2 separate regions of the Mus musculus genome follow, and region 1 is linked to region 2. A link is a contact called in ENCODE Hi-C or POLR2A ChIA-PET data. All regions are on one chromosome and are shown on one strand. The core of a region is the stretch at or near the end of the contact, and the rest is flanking DNA. Distances in the headings are between cores, read along the strand shown. Region 1 holds the start of Atad1 (ATPase family, AAA domain containing 1). Region 2 holds the start of Pten (phosphatase and tensin homolog).

Region 1 (4,886 bases), core at 1,977-4,476, 45 kb after region 2:
ACTATCTCAGAGATGTGTTTTTGGTCGTCGTCTCCTCCTCCTCCTTCTCTTCCTCTTCTTTTTTTGCCAGTCTGGCTTTGGTTCTATCCTAGGTCTCTGGGCTGTCCAGCCTCTGGTTCCTGGCCATCTGCGGGCAGTTGTTAGGCTTGAGCTCCATCTTGTGGTGACATGGGTGGCAAGTTGGCCACTCCCACATGTTCTACACCACCATTCTCCTAGAATGTGTTTCAGGGCAGGACAAATTGTAAGTTGAAGGTTTTGTGACTGTGTTGGTGTCCCAGTACCACTACCAGGTTACAGAAGATGGCTGGTTTAGGCTCTGGGTCCCCCATTACCAGGAGTCTTCACTAGGATCACCCTCGTAGATTCCAGGGAGTTTCCACTGCAGTAGGTTTCTGTATCACACTGCTAGTTGCCCCCAAATTCCAGTTATCTCTCCCAGTACCGCCTCCCACCCCCCCCCCCCCCCCCCCGTCTGATCCTTCCTGTTCTCATCCTCTCCTTCCCCCAGTCTGTTCACAGAATCTATTTTACCTTTCCAGGTAGATGCATGGGACCCAACCCCCTGATCTCTGCTTATCACCTTGCCTCTCTGGGCCTGTGGATTATAGCATGGTTATCTTTTACAAACAGGTAATTCCTGCTTATAAGTGAGTACATACCATGTTTGTCTTCCTGGGTCTGGGTTAGCTCACTCAGGATAATTTTTTTTTTCCTAGTTCCATCCATATGCCTGCAAATTCCATGGTGTCATTTTTCAAACAGCTCAGTAATACTTCATTGTGTAAATGTACCACATTTTCTTTTTTTAAGATTTTATTTATTTTATGTATGTGAGTACACAGTCACTGTCCTCAGACACTATAGAAGATGGCATCGGATCCCATTACAGCATTACAGATGGTTGTGAGCCACCATGTGGGTACTGGGAATTGAACTCAGGACCTCTGTTAGAGCAGTCAGTGCTCCTAAAGGCTGAGCCATCTCTCCAGCCTGTACCACATTTTCTTTATCCATTCTAATGTTGAGAGACATCTAGTTTGTTTCCAGTTTCTGGCTCTGATGAGCAAAGTTGCTATGGACACAGTTGGTCAATTGTCCTTGTGGTAGGATGGAGTGTCCTTTGGGCAGTAATTTGATTTTTTTTTTTTTTTTTCGAGACAGGGTTTCTCTGTGTAGCTCTGGCTGTCCTGGAACTCACTCTGTAGACCAGGCTGGCCTGGAACTCACTCTGTAGACCAGGCTGGCCTCAAACTCAGAAATCCGCCTGCCTCTGCTTCCCAAGTGTTAGAATTAAAGGCATGCGCCACCACCACCTGGCAGTAATGTGATCTTTTAAGGCCCAGATGCAAGAAATTTCCTAAATTAAAACATTGGGTACAGCAGAGATAGGCAATCCACTGGAAAGGAAAGAAGCAGCCACATTTATCTTGATCATTTGTACTATCTTATAAACCTCCCATGTCCCCAAGCTTAGACCAGAAGTGTTATCACCTATCTTTACTTAATAAACCCACTTTGTCTTAACTCTTTGTGTGTGTTGTTGTTGTTGTTGTTGATCATGATGATGCATAGCCAAGGATCTGACTTTACCTGAGGGGAGGACCCAGTGACAGTGATGGTGGTACTGTCAACGAACAGAACTGACAAGGTCTAGAAGCTACTAGGAATACTTGTGAGGGATTCTCTTGACTAGGCTAACTGATAGGCTCATTCTAAACTTGGGCAGCCCAGATATTGGCCTACACATAAGGGAATCCCAGGGATTTGTATTCAGTTTGCTTGCTTTGTCACGTGCTGGTGAGTTACCTAGTGTTTCTGCCATTGTTGATGTTGCTGCCTCTGGCCTCATCCACTGAGATCAGAATCCAGGTTCTTCCACAGACTAAAGACTAGTCGTGGCTCTCCAGGAATCCTTAAAGCCTTGTGGTCTTGTTGGACTGCTGAGGCATGTTACCTCCAGCACTGCGAAGCTACCAGGACAGCCATTGTTGGACCATTCAAGACTGTGCTGGGTAAACCAGTCTAAAATTAAAACAAAAAAACCAAACTCTTTTTAATATTGATTCATTCCATCTATTGTGTTCTTCTATCGAACTCCAGTAAAGTCCTTTAACAAGGAACTTTCCAGGCTCTGGCAGCACTTCTGGGCTGTGTCTCTCCACAGCTATTAACAACATCATTTACTAATATAACTGTCAGCAGAGGGAGGAAGCAGTGTGTTACTTATGTGGTCCAGGGTATAAAGCAATCCTCCTTGCATAGCCACCCCAAATGCTAGGAAAACAGGCATGTGACACCAATCCCAGCTTGGCTGTAGAATTCTTTAGCCTTAAAAGATAATCCTGAAAACAGAGCGAAACAAACTGCCTCCTCCAGGAATATAAAAAGGTCTTAAGAAGTCTGTCTTATTCCTTCATAGTCCCACTGCCTTTATTTGAAGTGATGATGCTCCTTTTGTTTATGGGCAGTGTGTCTACTTATTCTTGTTCCTTAGTAGTGTATATACATTCAGAAGGGGCTGGCTTTCAGATACGGTTCCTTGGAATCTTGGTGTCACGTCCCTCACTTCGCAAGAGGAAGGGGTTAAAAAAAAAAGTCATCAATATGCAAAACCTGTCACCAGATGCCCTATTCTGACCCAACTGCCAGACCTCCCTGGTCTGCCTGGCTGCTCAAGCGTTCAGTGGATTCTCAGGCGCCGCCTCCAGGTGTCATCAGTACAGAGATGGGGGAGGAGGGTGAGCTCACCCTAGAAACCGAAAGGCAGATGGTGAGGCCATGCGCGTCTGAGCAGCATCATGAGGACTTGCTGCGGGGATGGGGGGTGGTGGTGGTGGTGGAAGTTTATCAAACCAGGGAAGCATTTCTTTGCCTTCTGTAAAAGGCTCCTCTGTCAGGGTTGCGTACAGCTCCAGAGTAGCAAGGGATTTCATGTGTCAAGCGTCTTTCCCAATTCAGTTTCTGAGTCTCTCAAGTTGAACTCAGAGCCCTTTGGGGAGCACCCTGTTCATCCTATCTACCTTTCTGAATGTTATCGGCCCAGCGGGTACTAAGGTGTAGGTTGGGGAAAGTAGCTCGCCCCGCACTGCGTCGCCATGCCTTGGCTGGCACGCCACCGGCTCGGCAGGGATCGCGCATGCTCCGTGCGGTGGGGGGCGGGGCTCCAGCCCCCGGAAGCGTTCTCTCCCCGGCCGCGTTTCTTTCCTGTGCGAGGCCGGGCTACGGCTCTCCCATCGTCTCTGGTCCTGCCTCTGGGTGAGTAGCGGGTTCCCGCGGGGCCGGGCCAGGTGCGTCCCCCATCCCTCCCGGTCCCCCAGGGCCTGGCGCTCACCTGGGGAGACCAGCCCGGTAGTCACCTGCCTCCGCGTCGGTCACACTTGAGCGCCGCCCCGGATCCAGCGGATTAACCTCCAAGGGCGTCCGGGGCCTCGCCTTGGCGCCCGGCCGGGCGCGAGCCCTCAGGTCTCAGCGCTGGCGGGAGACTCCGGCTGCCCGCAAGGACATCTCTTGTAGGCGGCCTGGTCATTGGAGGATCGGGGGCGCTCAGGGCGACCTCAGGGCTAGGCTTGTAAGAAGGCGGCTGGAAGGAGCCGGTCCGCTCGTGCCGGCCCCTCTCCTCCTCCCTCTTTGTGCAAAGGCGGAGGTGTTTCTTCAGTGCTGGCCATGCTTTCCCAGAACATGCTGATGTTAATAATGACCTGCCCTCTCCGCGAAGCCTGGCAGGAATTCATTGTCACAGTCTGCGACTGTAGGGCCTTGATAGGCACAGAATTGCTGGGACTTTGAGTTGAGAGACCATTTGGAGCACACTGCAGTGACTTAGGGAATACTGCAGTAAAAACGTTAGTAGTTGCTCAGAGATAGGGTATCCACACTGAAACCAGAGCTAAACAGGAAAAGATTTAAAATGATATGCGTTTAAAGATAATTCTGAATTAACACCGGTCTAGTGGTGTTTCTTAGTGATATACAGCAATGTGTATATTTTGTTAAAATTAGCGTCTATGCAAAATTGAAATACATTCTCCACATTTGCAGCCAATTTGCAGATATATCAGTGCTTTATGAATGATAGATGGGTATGTACCTCATCTGTGGAGACTGTATAAAATATTTCCATTCACTGTCCACACAGCAGAACGTTTCCGTTTCATTTCAGGATTTCGAAGTCACTTTTGGATATGATGAGCAGTGGTCTTTTTTTTTTTTGTTTTGTTTTTGGTTTTGTTTTTTTGTTTTTTGAGATAAGTCTTCTCTGCGTAGCCCTGGCTGTCCTGGAACTCTGAAGACCAGGCTGGTCTCCAATTTGGAGATCTGCTTGCCTCTACGTCCCAGGTGCCAAGATTAAAGGTGTCAGCCACAGTTTTTGGAGTTCTTTATATATTCTGGATATTAATCCTCAGTCAGTCAGTTGACAAAGATATCCTCCCATTCTGTGGGCTACCTCTTCACTCAAATTTAGCTGCTGCTACCACCATCAACCTCTGCCTAGACCCAGAGTAGTCTTAAATCTGCCTAGAGTCAATGTTAATATTGGAATGGGAAGATATGTAAGCAAGAGATTTGTCTGTTGGTGGTGTTTTTTTTTTTTAAAGATTTATTATATTTAAGTACACTGTAGCTATCTTTAGACACACCAGAAGAGGACATCAGGTCTAATTACAGATGATTGTGAGCCACCTTGTGGATGCTCAGATTTGAACTCAGGACCTCTGGAAGAGGAGTTAGTGTTCTTAACCGCTGAGCCATCTCTCCAGCCCTGGTGGTGTTTTGATAGGAGTAAAAAATTATTACTGTCATCAGGTATGGTGATATACAGCTTTAATCCCAGCACTTGGGAGGCAGGGGCAGGTGGATCTCTGAGTTTGAGGATAGCTGTGTCT
Region 2 (4,667 bases), core at 1,843-4,342:
GAAATCAAATAAGGAACTGCAATCACGTCACTGCTCAGACAAAAAAAAAAAATTTACAAAATAATCTTGAAGTCCTTTGGGGAAAGGAAGGCAAAGCAGAAGTGTACTTTGGACTCTACAAGAAGTCTGCCTACCAGGCATTCTAGACTTTTCTTTGAATGTTTTTTTTTTTTTAATTAAATAGATACCTGACTAATTCCTTCTAGATCGAGATTATTAACATTAATTCACACCAACAGTAAACTGCCTTGAAGCAAGTGACAACTCAGAATGCTCACCAATTATCTTTTGGTCAAGTTCATCCTGAGTAAAGCTTCTCAATTAACGCAAACTCGGAAATTAAAGATTCCTTTCAAACTGTATTTTTAGCTCGAAAGAAAATTAGCCTGTGTGAAGCCAGCTCTTCAGTGAGAGTTTCATCTTCATGTCAGAACAAAAAACTCAATCAAAATTAGCTATGCATTTTATATGCCACTAATGTAATCCATCAAACCTCTTCCAAATGAAAATATTTCTTCAAAAAAAATAATAAATTAATTAATAAACAAAGTTCTCCATAGTGATCTATTAGCAGGACATGTATAGACAAGTTGCTGCTGCCCTTCCACCTTAAGAAAATGTCTACTAATATTAACTAAAAAATAATTTTTACAAAGAATACCTTACCACCAATTATAAAATTACATAATTTTAACTAAATACTGTTCAATGCTACAAGTCACATAACAAAATTTTGGGTTGTACCAAAAGGCCCAATCATTTAAAGGCTCAGTCACTTCAGACCTGCAACTTGTGTTTTCGCACACCTTGCACACTGGCCTCCCCAAAGCTCTCAATTTCTGTCAACACTTCCCACTCTGCAAAAGAGGAGGGCTCTCTTTCCTACCCCTGATCATAACCAGCACCATACCTGAAACTGCAAAGATAAATGCTTTAAACCACGAACTTTTGAAGTACAAAGGCCTAACTTTTAGACAATCAGAACTATACAACGTTAAAATTCTTGGGTTTCTGTCTTATTCAACAAGCTGACTCAGTAAATTACTGCATGCAGAGAGCTAGCATACCTACAATCTGGAGCCAGTGATCCATTCCTGCCAGTTTGTCTGGATATTAGCGGGCTAAATTATACTTGACGTTCTGCACAAATCAGGCTAAAACCCACTGATAAGCCAACGAGTCAGAGCACCTGAAACAAAAAATATGAGCAGCGAATTCACGCTACTACTTAAATTTCATGTGAGAACTGAGTTTAACCTCTGCAGTCATTTGCCACACACAGCAAGCATCCCTGGACTCACAGACATCATCATCTGGGATCAAAAACTATTCGATCTCCATTCTATCAAGTGTGGCGAGGTCAAATGAATGGAACATACCACTGAAATGCAAATTTCATATCCTATCCCACATCTCATCAGGAAAGAAAGTCTAATTTAACAAAGTTCTATTAAAAGCTCCAATGATATATATTCTGGCACTATTGATTTTAAACTACAAAACTTCCAAATGCAGGCTCCAAATTTGTAATTACGTCGGTTTAAACACACAAAACTACTTCTACCCTCAAATGTGCACCGTCCATGCTGACGATGACTATGCTTATAAAGTTATGCAAATCAGTCCACAAGTCACATTTCAGAAAAATCTTCCAATGCAACCCAGGAAACTAAAAACAATCACTGCAAGATTCTGAGGCAACATGCCTACGTGCAGCACGGACTTTCATTTTAATCTCATCTACACCCTAGATCTAGGGCCCAAGTCACGATCTAATCGAAATATGCACAACCCAAAGCGTCTATTTTTTTTTTTTTTTTTAGTTCATTTAGAAGGCTGGATTGACGAGCTCGCTAATCCAGTGTACAGTACTCTGTATTACCGGACAATAGATTTTAAGAAGAGACCACAGAGCTCGACAAGAAAACAATCCGTGCCTTGACACTTGCAAGGAGGCATGAGTTCCGTCTAGCCGAACACTCCCTAGGTTGAATACACTGGAAGAGACACAATATGCACGATCTAGAAATGCGCCCAGAATTAAACGTTATAGTCACCCCAACTACAGAAATTTTTCGCATCCGTCTACTCCCACGTTATCAGAGTGACAGAAAAGCAAAGAGGAACAGCCGCAGAAATGGATACAGGTCAAGTCTAAGTCGAATCCATCCTCTTGATATCTCCTTTTGTTTCTGCTAACGATCTCTTTGATGATGGCTGTCATGTCTGGGAGCCTGTGGCTGAAGAAAAAGGAGGAGAGAGATGGCAGAAGCTGCTGGTGGCGAGGCTTCTTCTGCAGGATGGAAATGGCTCTGGACTTGGCGGTCGCTGATGCCCCTCGCTCTGCTGCCGCTTGGCCCTGGACCGCAGCCGGGTAATGGCTGCTGCGGCGGCTGCTGGATGGTTGCAGAGACTGGGCCTGCTTCTCCTCAGCAGCCAGAGGCCTGGCAGCCGAGGCAGCGGAATGGGGAGAAGACGGATAATCCTCGCAGCGGCTGCCTCCTCCGGCGGCCTCCGGAGCCCGGGCCAGGGGGGGTGCGGCGGCGGCGGACGGGAGGCTTAACACCGGCCCGGGTCCCTGGACGTGCCGCCGCCGCCGCCGCCGTGTTGGAGGCAGGAGAAGGGGAGAGAGCAACTCTCCGGCGTTCCCAGCCCTGGCAATGGTGACAGGCGACTCCGACCCCCTCCCCGGAGCCGCGGCCGCCGCCGCCGCTTCTCCCCCCCGCTCCAGGAGCGGGAGGTGCAGCCGCCGAGCCTGCGCCGGCTCCCGCTCGAGCCCACGGCTTCTTCCACCGTCTCTCTCCGAAGCTGCTCAGAAGCTGCCCGGTTAGAACAGACGACGAGGAGGCGAGGCCCGCCGCCGCTGCCGCCGCCGCCGCCCGGCCGGCTCCCCGAGGGCGCTGCCCCCGCGGCTGCTCACAGGCGCTGAGAGGGGCTCTGGGCCGTGGCCGCCGCCGTCTCTCATCTCCCTCGCCTGCGCCGGGCCTGGCCTCACAGCGGCTCAACTCTCAAACTTCCATCATGGCTGCAGCTTCCGAGAGGAGAGAGCTGAGCGCAGCCGCGTCCCGACGCCCAAGCGCGTATCCTGCCGCAGTGCACAAAGAGTCCCGCCACATCACCGTGCGCCGGCCAGCCCGCCCCCTCCGCCGCCCCGCCGGGAGAGCAGGGCGCCTCGGAAAGCCGGAGGGGAGGCGGGAGGCGGGCGGGAGGCGGGCGCTGAGCCGGGGACGGGGCGGGGCGGGGCGGGGCGTCGGAAGGGACAGGGGCGGGGAACGCCGCGGAGCATGCCCAGTGTGTCCGCGGCTCGCTCCCGGAGCTACGCCGGCTTTGGCCTCAGCGCAGAGAGACCCGGCAAAGGTACAACAGGCTGGGGCCGAGTGAGGGTGCGCTGAGCACAATCGCTGACCGCTCACAGGTGGATCGCACTAGCTGACCGCCTTGGTCGGTGCTCCGGGAGCCTCAGGGGCAGGATTATCCTTCCTGCGTCTGTCCCTGCGTTTCTTCGGAACGGCTTTCATTCCCTGCCCTGCGCTGTGGTCAGATTGCAGTGCTTCGCTAGGATTTGTCGGCGACAGTCTTTACCTAGATAACACACCTCTCCCCCTCACGGTGTCCTCAAGGTGTCAGTCTTTGCACAAAGAACAACCCCTATTGTGTCTCCCGCGTGGGTCACCTCATCGGGCTCCGGTTCCCTGCCCCGCCTCTTGCTTCCCAGGCAGCTGGGTTCATTTGCCCGAAAGATGAACGCTCCCAGCCAAGCATGATGATTGTGCATACGGGGCGTGTACATTCACATCTCCCCTGAGTTTCCAGGGCCCAAAGGACACCCCTGGTTGGACAAAGTGGGTCTCCGTGAATAGAGTGCACCTCACACACACCCCTCCACCGCCCGGTGATGAGACCCGCAGCTCCCCGCAGCGGTGGGTCTACCGGATCACAGCCAAGCTCAGTCTTCAAAGAGCTAAGCCCCCACCCCCAATCCCCACTTCGTGGCCGCTATGAAAACCCGGCAGAATTGGATCGCGATGGCCAGGTTCTGACCCTGTCGGACCTTGCATGTTCGAGGACCCGGTTACTGAGCCCGGGTGTGGAGTATGGGACGTTCGGAAGCTGCAGCCAGCGAGTGGGCGGGGCGAGCAGGCCTGGGAGGGCTCAAAGGCGAGGTGGAAGGATACATGAGCCGCGGTCGGAACTACTTTCAGGAGGAGGTCACGTGTGGTCCTAGTTGGGGAACTTTCCAAATTCCCATTCCCCTATCTGTGTGCTCCTGGGGCAGGAGCTTGGTCCCCTCTGCTCTATTAGGTGATCGCCCCCGCCTCCTTCTCCCGTGTGGTCTGCTGGACCCCTCTCTTGCCGGATCGGAGCAGAGAATAGCATCCACGAGCCGTCCGCAGGAGCGCTGTCGGGGCCGAGCGCCTGGGGAGCTGGTTACACAAGCAGCCACATCCAAGCACGTGCCCCCGCCACCCCTCTCTGCTGGCCGCCGCCGGTTTGTGCACGCTGACGCGGAGAGTCCCCAAGCTGTTCCTCCCTTTCGCTTGTAACCCATAGAGCTAGCCAGAAGGCCGGGACACGAGACTCCTGTTCTGGATCTGCCCACACCGCGCGTTCCCAACCGTGGGAGAAGAGGCCGGGCCCTAGGGGGAGGCGCGGGGCGGGGGTGGGGG

The links. Hi-C counts contacts between places; a loop is a spot of excess contacts on that map. ChIA-PET counts read pairs that join two places held with the same protein, here RNA polymerase II (POLR2A).
Region 1: a loop to region 2 is called in a map of gastrocnemius, with 8 times the contacts of the local background. The contact joins the promoter of Atad1 here to the promoter of Pten in region 2. A Hi-C loop is called at or near these places in 28 of 37 maps with a recorded cell type or tissue (CH12.LX, ES-E14, Patski and 11 more). POLR2A ChIA-PET finds 5 or more read pairs at or near these places in 4 of 5 experiments (Patski and embryonic stem cell).

What each region holds. Positions count from the first base shown.
Region 1 is chr19:32,710,638-32,715,523 of GRCm38, reverse strand. Atad1 (ATPase family, AAA domain containing 1) reads left to right here and starts at 3,226. Exons shown (of 10, transcript NM_026487.3): 1 at 3,226-3,258.
Region 2 is chr19:32,756,002-32,760,668 of GRCm38, reverse strand. Pten (phosphatase and tensin homolog) reads right to left here and starts at 3,092. Exons shown (of 9, transcript NM_008960.2): 1 at 2,146-3,092. The coding sequence starts at 2,224. It also overlaps the pseudogene Gm36566.